Regions from separate parts of the Homo sapiens genome. Here region 1 is linked to region 2. The links are chromatin loops, found by intact Hi-C in ENCODE. Cell type or tissue: mammary epithelial cell. All regions are shown on one strand. Links, peaks and the distances in the headings refer to the core of each region. The heading gives the core; the rest is flanking DNA.

Evidence for each region. A loop is a pair of places that touch in the nucleus more often than their neighbours do. Peaks named below come from ENCODE experiments on the same cell type or tissue, not always from the same donor. Only the 100,000 strongest peaks of a DNase experiment are listed, where the experiment ranks them.
Region 1: it touches region 2 in a loop (3-fold over the local background); 4 of 110 quality-filtered maps call a loop at or near these places.

Annotation. Positions count from the first base shown.
Region 1 is chr11:122,186,673-122,192,056 of GRCh38, reverse strand. All of the region lies in intron 2 of MIR100HG (mir-100-let-7a-2-mir-125b-1 cluster host gene), which reads left to right. Among named protein-coding and RNA genes, the nearest start is that of MIR100, 37 kb to the right of the region's middle. In mammary epithelial cell, for the core only: no CTCF peak of the experiment used is centred there; a DNase peak (open chromatin) is centred at 2,646; H3K27ac peaks cover 4,360 bases.
Region 2 is chr11:121,889,947-121,895,330 of GRCh38, reverse strand. All of the region lies in intron 2 of LOC107984402 (a long non-coding RNA gene), which reads right to left. Among named protein-coding and RNA genes, the nearest start is that of MIR125B1, 210 kb to the left of the region's middle. In mammary epithelial cell, for the core only: no CTCF peak of the experiment used is centred there; DNase peaks (open chromatin) are centred at 570, 2,270 and 4,740; H3K27ac peaks cover 730 bases.

The sequences.
Region 1 (5,384 bases), core at 192-5,191, 300 kb before region 2:
ACTCTGGTCAGATGTAGGCAAGGGCAAGGAACATCTAACAGATACAGAACGACCCACTAAAAGAATCTGAACTCTTTTGAGTGCTTTTCAAAGACTATGGGTGAAATACTAAAATGTAATTGACACAGTGTGTTCAGGCATGCAGTGTAAATGATCCTTCACTCCACGTGCTCCATCAGTTCTAGACAGCCCTTGGCCATCTTGTGGGAAGAAACCCCTGCTTTGTCTCCCTCGTTCCCACTGATACCAACACTGAGCTGATCATTATAGAGGAGAGTGACGCCAGTGCTTTTCCATGTGGCTGTGAACGTGGCCCTGAAAAGCATCAAAAGAAACATTAGAGATTTGTCACTCACTCTTGCTTAATGATGAATTCAAGGAAGCTGAAAGTGGAGGCCCATCACTCCCAGCTATGGGCTTGAAGTTATGGCCAGTTGGTAGTCCTCTTTCTCCATCCATTACTGCATCCACCTGGACCTAACTGTTCTAAGAGCTACCTTTCTAAAACTTATGTAAGGAAAGAGAGCATGACTCTTTTCTTGGAATATGAAGTCTATGAGATATCAATACAAATTCTACAAAATAAGGAGGTATTCTAAGGTCAAACAAGTTTAAGAAATCCTGAATATGTCCCCACTGGACATTCAAAATGTACATCAGCATAGTTAAGGCTGTAAAATAAAAATAATACAATAAAGTAAAACATTTGCTTTCCCAGTGATTTGACTTTAGAACTGTTTTATTTAGTAATACTCATTAACACCTTGAATACTTCTTGCTTCTAGTTTATAAGAAGATAATGTTCTTACAGAAGTCTCAGTAAATAGTCCTCTTGAAGGCTGAAGTCCATGCTTTAGACTGAAAAAAAGTTGAACGTAGCTTGGATAAATCTTATAACTGAGGAATACATGCTTACCATCCAAAGGTTCTTTTTAATAGCCAATTATTTATTAAATTGGGGGTTTGCCGGGGAGGTGGGAGGTGAAATAAGCAATCAGCATTCGAGCCCATTCCTTATTCAGAAAAAATTTTTTTCTCTTCTATTACTGGCTAGATCTCATGGAAAATCCCTTGAAAATGCTGAAATGAACTTTTCCTCTCCCTCTCTTCTGGCTGTTTGCCTTTTTTTCATAAAGAATGAGTGTAGATTTGATCTGTAACTATTATAGTTTATATTTGATGGGACCCTATGGAAAACTACTAGCCAAGAGAAAGAGTAATCACTAGTAGTTTTAACTGTAATCACAGAGAAATCCTTCCCTGTCCTTCAACCTTTCCATGGCTCTGTAATTGTGAGCCGTATCTTTCATAGGACGTTTCCCATAGGTGCTAAGATCATATTTTCTCTCCATATAGGTTCTCCAAAGTATCTTTTTTTTTCTACCCACAAAAATAGACAGGGAGTCAGGCAATGGGATCAACTCTATTCATCATACATATCATTTTATACCTCTCCAAGGAAGCTTTTCTTGATCAATTTTCTTCTCTAATCACTGCTTCTCCCAGCATTTCTTCTGAATCTATTTAATGCGTAGGATATTATTTTACCTATGGTGTCACAATACTTTGCAACTGATCTTAGTTTATTCATCTGTGTGTTTTCTCTGTCAACTAGAATTTAAAGTTCATTGGAGGCAGGTACAATATATTTAATTTTTTCATACTATCTTCAAAGTCTTACATGCAGTAAGACTTGTACAGAGTTTTATACATAGTGGGCATTTGCTTATTTGAATTAAAAATAATCTACGTGGAATGAATGTCAGGACATCTACTCATCTCCTAGGTTTTCTATCGATATGACTGGAACGTGAACATTGGAGTCCTCCTGACCTGAGCTCAAATCCTAGGCCAAAAACATCAGTAATCTTTGTGCTCTTAATCAAGCTACTCTTCTTCTCTGAGTTTCCATTTTCTCATATCCACAATGGAGATCTTGTATCTACCTTTTCCTAAAAGACTGTATGAGGAATAGTTAGAAGTTTAAGTTCTGATGTCAGACAGTTCTGATTTGAAAGCCCTCTCTGCTACTTGCTACCTCATATTGAAAAAATTGGTTAACCTCTGATGAGCCTCATTTTCCTCATCTGTGAGTTAGGATCCATAATAGGATTTATGTCATGAACTTGTTTGGATTAAATGAAATAATGCAAGGAAAACTTAGAATGGTACCTGATACCTAGCAAGCATTCAATTAATGTTAACTGCTGCTGTTGAAGAGTACCTAGAATACCTGATGCTGGTGGGCTCAAATAAACCATAGTTCTTTCTCCTACTAATTCCCATCTTTAAATCCATTGCCATGGCAGATGCACTTTGCAAATCTGTTGGCTAAATGCGTAACTTTCATTGCAGGAATGGCATTCTGCCTGTTTTGCCTATCTTAAATGGCACAAAATTCTTCTGAAGGAAAAGACTTTCTCAGGAAGATAATCCATATCTGGATTGAAAAGAGCTTATGTTTTTAAAGTGTGGGTTGGAGACATTTTTTAATTGAACGCAGCCATTTTTTATCATGTTGATTTCCTCAGGATATGAATCAGAGAGAAAGAACTGAAGTCTTGTCTCAGGAAGAAAGAGGGCAGGCAGAGGATTTTTCACTGGTAAGGCAACTTGCACACTTGTCCTTTTCATAGTGAGTCATGATCTATGATACATTTCATAGCAATGTCTATGAGTTTCCAATTCTGGAATTAGACATGCCAGCCAAATAAGGGAGGGAGAAGAGAATAGACTTTTAATCCACCTCATTGCCATTCAGAGTTCTAGAAGCGGAGCTTCAAGAAAAGGAGTATTCTAGCACCCACTTTTAGTCTTATCTTTAAACACATTGAGAAAGAGAATTAGCTAATTACTTTCCAAATGCTTCCAGCAGAGCAATTCCACGGGGTTTTTTTTCCCCCAATAACTAGCTCTAGTGTTCCAGAAAAATCAGTCTCCCTAATCTCTTTCCAAATCTTTTTTTTTTTTTTTCCTCTATGACTTGAGGCTAACTTTTCTTTTTCTTTGTTTTCATACTGGCTGACCTAAGCTCTTCTTAAAATGACGCCATGAATTTTTTAAAGTTATTAGGCCTACCTTCCCTAGTTTTTTTTTTTCTAATGAAGGAAACTTAACTCTCTTTAAAAGCTCTCTTATATCCAATTTTTTTACACTTCAAGTCACTTTGGACTGATGTTCTAAGGATGTTTCCCAGCTATTCTAGTAATGAATAAAAAACACCAATGGTTTGTTACCATTGGTCCTTCACATCCATGGATTTCACATCTGGGGATTCAATTAACTCTGGATCAAAAACATTTGGAAAAAAAAAGGATTGTTGTGTCTGTACTGCACACCTACAGATTATTTTCTTGTAATTCCCTAAACAATAAAATATAACAATTATTCACATAGTATTTACATTTTATTAGATATCATATGTAATCTAGAGATGATTTAAAGTATACAGGAGGATGTGCATAGGTTACATGCAAATACTAGACATTTTATATAAAGGACTTGAGCATCTGCAGATTTTGGTATTGGCAGGGGATCCTGGAACCAATTCTTCATGGATGCCACGTGATGACAGTATATGCACTTGGGTATCCCCAGGACTTGGTGCTACTCAGAGTATATTATAGGTGCTTAAAATGGTGACTGAATAAATATGACCTTATATTTCTATAGCTTTTAATGCTTTATGGAAAACTTCAATTTCCTTAAAAAGTCCTGTCTGCAGTTGTCTTATTTTCACCTTTTCCACCACCCAAAATAACCTTACCTTTGGTTATAAAGTCAGTAAGTTTTACAGTGGAGACCAGAACTTGGTCTCCAGTTCCCAGCCACACAAGTTTATTGCCTTAACCTGAACATTTGCTAAAGTGGTGGTGCTAGTGTTTTGAAAAATGTAGACCTCCCAAACTCAACCTTGTACTCATATAATGAAGAGAATAACAAGAGTGCAGACCAGTTCTACTATGTCTTTGTTTTGGGAATATATCTGAACATCATGTTATTTTTAAATTGTAAAATGTGACTTGTTCATACTTAGCTTTTATTCTTCTCTGAGCTTGAGCTCCAATTCTCACTGCCTTTTCTACAAGCTCATCATTTTTTCACATGGTATCTCTACATTGTGTTATGGTATGAAATATTAATAGCCCACAATAGGGCACTTTTAATCTCTTCAACACCAAGATATAGGACATCTTGGTGCCTTGATTAAATAGTGCGTGGTCAGTGTGAGGACCTTGATTCTCCTCCTGGTGAAATTCTTTCTGTCACAAGATTTCTTCAATGTAAAAATCAACAATCATTACTATTCCTTTCATTACTTCACTGGAGTTCGAAGTCAGCCAAAGAAAGATATTAAATAATCAGGGAGACAGGGTCTCTTGCATTGAACTCCTTAAAGGCAGGGACTATGTCAGAAATTTATGCCGAGCGCCGTGACTCACGCCTGTAATCCCAGCACTTTGAGAAGCCAAGGTGGGTGGATTGCTTGAGGTCAGGAGTTCAAGACCAGCCCAACCAACATGGTGAAACCCTGTTTCTACTAAAAAAAAAAAAAAAAAGCCCAGCATGGTGGTGCATGCCTGTAATCCCAGCTACTTAGGAGGCTGAGGCGGGGGAATCGCTTGAACCTGGGAGGCGGAGTTGCAGTGAGCTGAGATTGCACCACTGCCTTCCAGCCTGGGTGACAGAGCAAGACTCTGTCTCAAAAAAAAAAAAAAAGAAAAAAGAAAAGAAAAGAAACTTATGTAGCCCCATCCCCTAATCCAGGGTCTGGCACAGAGCAGGTACTTAATACATTATTAATTACAATTGAATTGACATCTATAAGAAAATTCAAGAAATCTGAGCCTTGTGACTTTGTCCATAATGATGTGGCCTTAGCTAAGACTCTGAGCTTCTGTTTTGTCATCGGTTAAATGGGATCTCTGTCTACCTTTAATGGGAATGTGAGAGTCCTAGGAAATTTGACCTTAAGGAATATTTGTTTTAGACTTCATAGACTAGATGGAGTTCTAGTTTTTAAGTGAATAATTTACAGACTAACGGGCTTTACATGAATAATCAAAGCAAAGGGGCTCTTGGTGACCTACTTGTGAATTAATATTTTTAATTAGTAAGTCATTTTTGACAAATTCACACAACCCTCGATATCTGTTTGTTTGATTTCCTTTAATTCACTTTCCATTATGGTCAACTTTACTATTGAAATGAAATCATCAACTTGAAGATATGTTGAGAAATGGTGTTACAGTCTGGGTTCATAAATCTTAACAGGAAGAACCTGGAGCCAAGCAGCTCAGAGCATTATGAAATCAGTTAATTCAGGCTTCTGGAATATGTGAGCAGTCTACCACTTTCTCATTAATCTGAGGCAGAATGCCCAG
Region 2 (5,384 bases), core at 183-5,182:
TACACGACATTTAGGTCTTTCATAATAGCTTCATGTTAACTCATGATAGATCAGTAACACCTGATAACTTTCTTATTCTACAACTGTACTCCATCTTTTCCCTCCAAACTTGGAATTCTCCTACCACCTATCTCCACCCAATTTTACTCATGTTCTAAATTCACTCAGATTCTCACTACTTCCATAATGCATTTCTTGTCCCCATAGATCTTTCCCTTCTCTAAATTCCCACAGCAGTTACTGTCTGTACGTAGTTAGCTAATTGGGTTCTTTGCACTTCAGCTTTCAAAGTCTTATGGCTTATGTAAGGGGCTTACAAGTTCCTTGAGGACAGATTCTCCCACAGTGGCTCATGCCGTGCTGCAGAGCTATCTACATGGTAAGGACATTAACATTTTTTGAACAAATTAGCTAATTAATAATTAAGTTACTCCACCTTATGTCTCTCTCATGCTAGGCTTTTTTTGTTTCTTCTACTGAGCAACAGGGGTTTGTTGTAACTTTCCACTGATCTCTGCCTGTGGTTGCTGGGCTGTGCTGATGATTCAGTCATTACTTGGGTACCCTGCCCCCTTCATGCTCAGACCTAGGAACCCAGAAGGTGAGGGAGGTTTGGATCCAGATTGAGTAACCACGTTATGATACCTTGTTAGTGTCGATTTTGTTTTGGAAGATCTTGTTCCTACTGAACCCAAGGGCAAGAAGTTGCTAGTGGAGACTACAACCAAATTAATTCTTAGCACCATATAATGAAAAGACAACAGAACCATCAACTCTTAAAAGTGATTCCTGGCCCTGGCATGGTGGCTCAAGCCTGTAATCCCAGCTCTTTGGGAGGCCAAGGTGGGCCAATCACCTGAGGTCAGGAGTTCAAGACCAGCCTGGCCAACATGGCAAAACTCCATCTCTATTAAAAATACAAAAAAAAAAAAAAAATCAACCGGGCATGGTGGCATGGCCTGTAGTCCCAGCTACTCGGGAGGTTGAGGCATGAGAATCGCTTGAACCTGGGTGTTGGAGGTTGCAGTGAGACCAGATCACGCCTCTGTACTCCAGCCTGGGCGACAGAGGGAGATTCCGTCTCAATAAAAATTAAACTTAAAATATTAAAAGTGATTCCTGATGATGCTAAAAAAGAAAAGTCATGTATGGCCTTTCCAAACACAATTAGATCACAGGCAATTTCCTGCCCACAGGTGTCCCATGAGCATCACCTGAACTTTCAAAGGCCATTTGCTTGGCCTTGGGCACCCTGTCTAACCATCCACTTCCGACATCCCCTGACCCAAACACCCCCAGGTAAAAGGCGTCTGTAGCCAAAACACTCCATTCTTACTCTGCTCGTCAGATTCAGTCTCCTGAAGACCAGAAAGGCATGAGAACTACATATTCCCTTAAAAGAAAAGCAAAAATAAAATGCCCATTATGTGATCCAAAGCTCCATTTCTGGGTCACAGTTTACTGGACCTACCTAGGACCTCAGAGTGAAGAGATCCAGAGATCATCTAGACTAGCATCTCTCTATGTCTGCTGCTTCTGATGACAAATCCCCGTGGCTTGCCTGATGTGTAATGCTACTGCCTCTGCTTAGATATTACCATAAAGAAGAAGGACCTCCTTCAGCAAATCAATGGTGGGAGATCTATGTGCCATGTGCCAGGGACTCTTTGTTGGTAGAGGAGTAACTGAAGGGCATTTGCCTTGAATGCAGTAGTTGTTTACATTCTAAAATTACTAACCCAACCATCACCACCTGCCCATCAAGAGAATATAAAGAAAGCTTTAGACCATCTTCTCCAGAAACAAGCACATAAACATATTTTCAATGTAATTTTAATAGGTTCAAAAACTCCTGAAACTGACCCATAGATCTCAAGCTAAGAATCTTTACTTTAATGCTGTTTTTGAGGACCATGCAAATGGTGCTGGTCCACGTACTAAAACAACAATTAAATTATTCTGTTTTTGTGGTGAAAAATTCAAGCCTTGGAAAGTGAGAATTTTATCTCAAATTGTAAGAAGTATCCACCTGGAGCAACTGTGTCTCAGGGACACTGAGAAGGTTAGGAACACTGAAAAGAAGTGGGACAGCCTTGCAAGCTCGTTTATGTGGCTGAATATTTCCTTGACGTGCTCATTGACATTGTGCAATGGAAACACCACACTCCTCAGCATTGTGTTGGCAACTCCTAGGTTTCTGAAGGTTAATGATTTTATGGGTCCAGGCCTCACACATGTTGCACCTTTCAAAAGCTTCATTTCTCTTTTGTTTGGAGGAATTCCCAATGACTTTTAATTAAGTGTTTTCTCTGTTGGCAGGAAGGAGACAATAAAGGGAAAGGGTTTGTGCATTCTTGCTCACAAAGCCAATGCTATGTATTTGTGGTCGATGATTGATGGGTGGAGCACTTAAGGTTGCAATTGCAAAGTAAAACCCACAGGTAGATGTTGCCTATAAAAACAGTCTTGGGAAGGTATCTTCTGCCGCACTTGCATGGTGCATTCCATGGTCTATTTGGACTCTTGAAGCTTTCTTAGGCATTGGGCTCTTGCTCCTAGGGGCATGTACTTCCTGAAGAACTTATGGACAAGAAGTCAGCCCACTTGAATGAACTGATGTCAACAGAGAGCTGGACCAGATGTTTGGGGAAGGGAAGAGGTGTGGAGATAATTACTAGAGTAGGGGATACATGTGTCACTTCTTACAAGGATTGAAAAGAAGTTTCCTATTATGCCAAGTGAGATGACACAAGAAGCAGATCTTATTTCTCAATATTGATGCCTTAGTCCAAAAGGAATGAATCCATTCTTCTGCCTCCAGGCAATGCAACATTCAAAGAGATTGGGTTTTTGTTCTTTTTTCAGCATTCTCAAAGAAGGGCATTCCGGCCTTCTTTAACCTTGCATTCCAGAGCCTCACAGTGCCTATACTCAGGAAATAACTTCCTCAGGTTTAACTTCAATCCCTCTCCCTGCAATGTGAGACCATTGCTATCCTCCAAGGATTGGAAGAACAGCTGCCTGGCACCTTGCCAGTCACATCATTCCACTTTCCCATTGTTCAGCAAAGGAAATGGCTCTGGGAATCTGTTGCTTGGCTCCTCGTCCGTCACCCAGCAGGAACCCAGGCCAGATCTTCAGGCTCCTTTGAACAGTCACTTTGCTGCTGCACCAGGTATCTACTTGGAGCACTATTTTCCCAAGCTTCTAAAATTACCACAAGTGACTTATCACCCTCTGAAAACAAAACTCTCTCTAAGGGGCTTTGAGAGATGATATAAAAGAATGTTCTACATTTTTGCAGTGCTTTACCTAACATTTGTGCCCACAGAATTTCCAAGATAGGCCTTATAGCCATCATTTTAAAGATAAGGAAATGGGTCCAGCAAGATTGGCTCAACCAAAGTTCACGCAGATAAGAAGAACAGAAGCCAAGAGTTGGCCTTCAAATTATGATACTTTTAAGTTCAGCACTCTTTCCACTACACCAGAGTAAAGTTCTGGACCATGGATGTCTTGCCTTTGTGATTCTTAGTCTAACAAACTAGAGAGGCAGATACACAAGGAAATGAGTGTTAAACTCTTCAGTCACAAGAACTGTGGAATCAGTTGGGGTTGGTTAGGAGAACAGCAAGAAAGCCTCGTGGGATAGGTAGCATTTTAGGATAGTTAAGGGAGGTTCTAGAGACAGAGCGACCTGACTTACAGTCCTGGCTCTAACACAGGCTGTGTGACACCAGACAGATTCACTAACCTCTGAGCTTCAGTTTCCTCATGTATGAAACGAAAATAATATCTTTTTCACAGGGTTATTTTGAGAAGTAAATGAGATAATTAATATAAAGTGCTTAGCACAGGATCTGACAGATAGAAGAGCTAAATAAATTTTTAAATAATAACTATTCATGTTAGGGAGTGAATAGAGCAATGAAACTGAATGGAGTTAAATTGGGAAAGGTTTCATTGAGGAAGTGAAAGTGCAATAGGAATTTGAAAGCAAGATTGGGGCTTAGGGGAGAGGACAAGAAGCGGATTATTTCTTTGCCCTCAGTCTCGCGTAGGGAGGCTAGTTTAATCTCTGCATGGGGGTTCCCAACACTGCCTGTCTGCAGATTTTCAGATTTTTAAGTCACTTTCTGGAACAGTGTAAAAGCAGTACATCATAGGCGAGGCTGTGGACGGCTGGCTTACAGGATATATGGGGAGATGCCAACGTTAAAGCAAATTCTATCCTAGAATGAGGAACAGCTTCAGTATAACTCCATTAAAAAGGGAGTGTGCTGTAATGTTGAGCTATTCTTAGTGTGGATAACTCCTTAAAAGGTTAAGTCTAATGAGCTGGCTTGCTTGCCATAGATGTGCTGCTTCTGATACAGATGAGAGGGATGACCTCTTTAAGATTCTACAAATTATTGGAAATAGGGATATTGCAATTCTTGGAACTTTCCCATTGATTGATTAAGTAAATCATCTACTAAATGCAAATCTAATTTGAAAGGTATACATTTAACAGAATTAATAAGTGAATTGAGTAGGCAAAACGTTAGAAGTAGCCAAAAAATGCCCTAACTGATTGGAGACTTCTAAACAGGCTCCAAAGAGTGAGGAACTCAAGAAGGAAATTACTGGAGGCTCTTAGGGATTGTGGCAACACTGCTTTGGACATCTGCCCAATCCAGTGTGGATTTGTGGAACATGAACCACAATGCCACAACTATTTCCAAAGGCATGTAAATCAGGAATCAGTTTCTGTTGGTGTATGACAAGCCATTTAAGGCGCCCAGGCTGAAGGACTGTGGGATGTCCATCCTGTGCCTTGGTGCTGCCAACTCACAATGTGGGTTTCTGTGACTAGTGGAATGGAGCCAGGTAGTTCCACAGGCTACGCTGCCCTGAATGTTCCTCCTGCCTGGATTGCTGGCAATGCAGAGGGAAACACTGGTCTGGGAGACCCAGTTCATAACCTGCTTTGGAAGGACACTCCTCAAAAACAGGTGCTGAAATTAGATAAGCAAAGGGAAAATGGAAAGGGAGAAAGAAAATCATATTTATTTAAAATCTACTCTATGCTAGTCACTTTACATACATTGTTTTATTTAATCCTCACAGCAATCCCCAAGATAAGTATTATTAAACTCACTTTACAAAGGTTTAGTAGCAGTACTTGGATTGGAAACCAGGTCTGACTCACTCCAAAGTCTACAAGTCCACAGTTTTTTTACTTCACAAGGTTGCCTCAGGGAAATGAACTATAGTCTAATTCCTCTGAGACATTAGGATCTGTGTGTTAGACTAGAATGAGCTAGGGTTGCAGAGTTGGTTTCAGATAATGAAGACATGGAATCACTGAGTATCACGTCAAGAGATTTGAAGGTCATTCCATA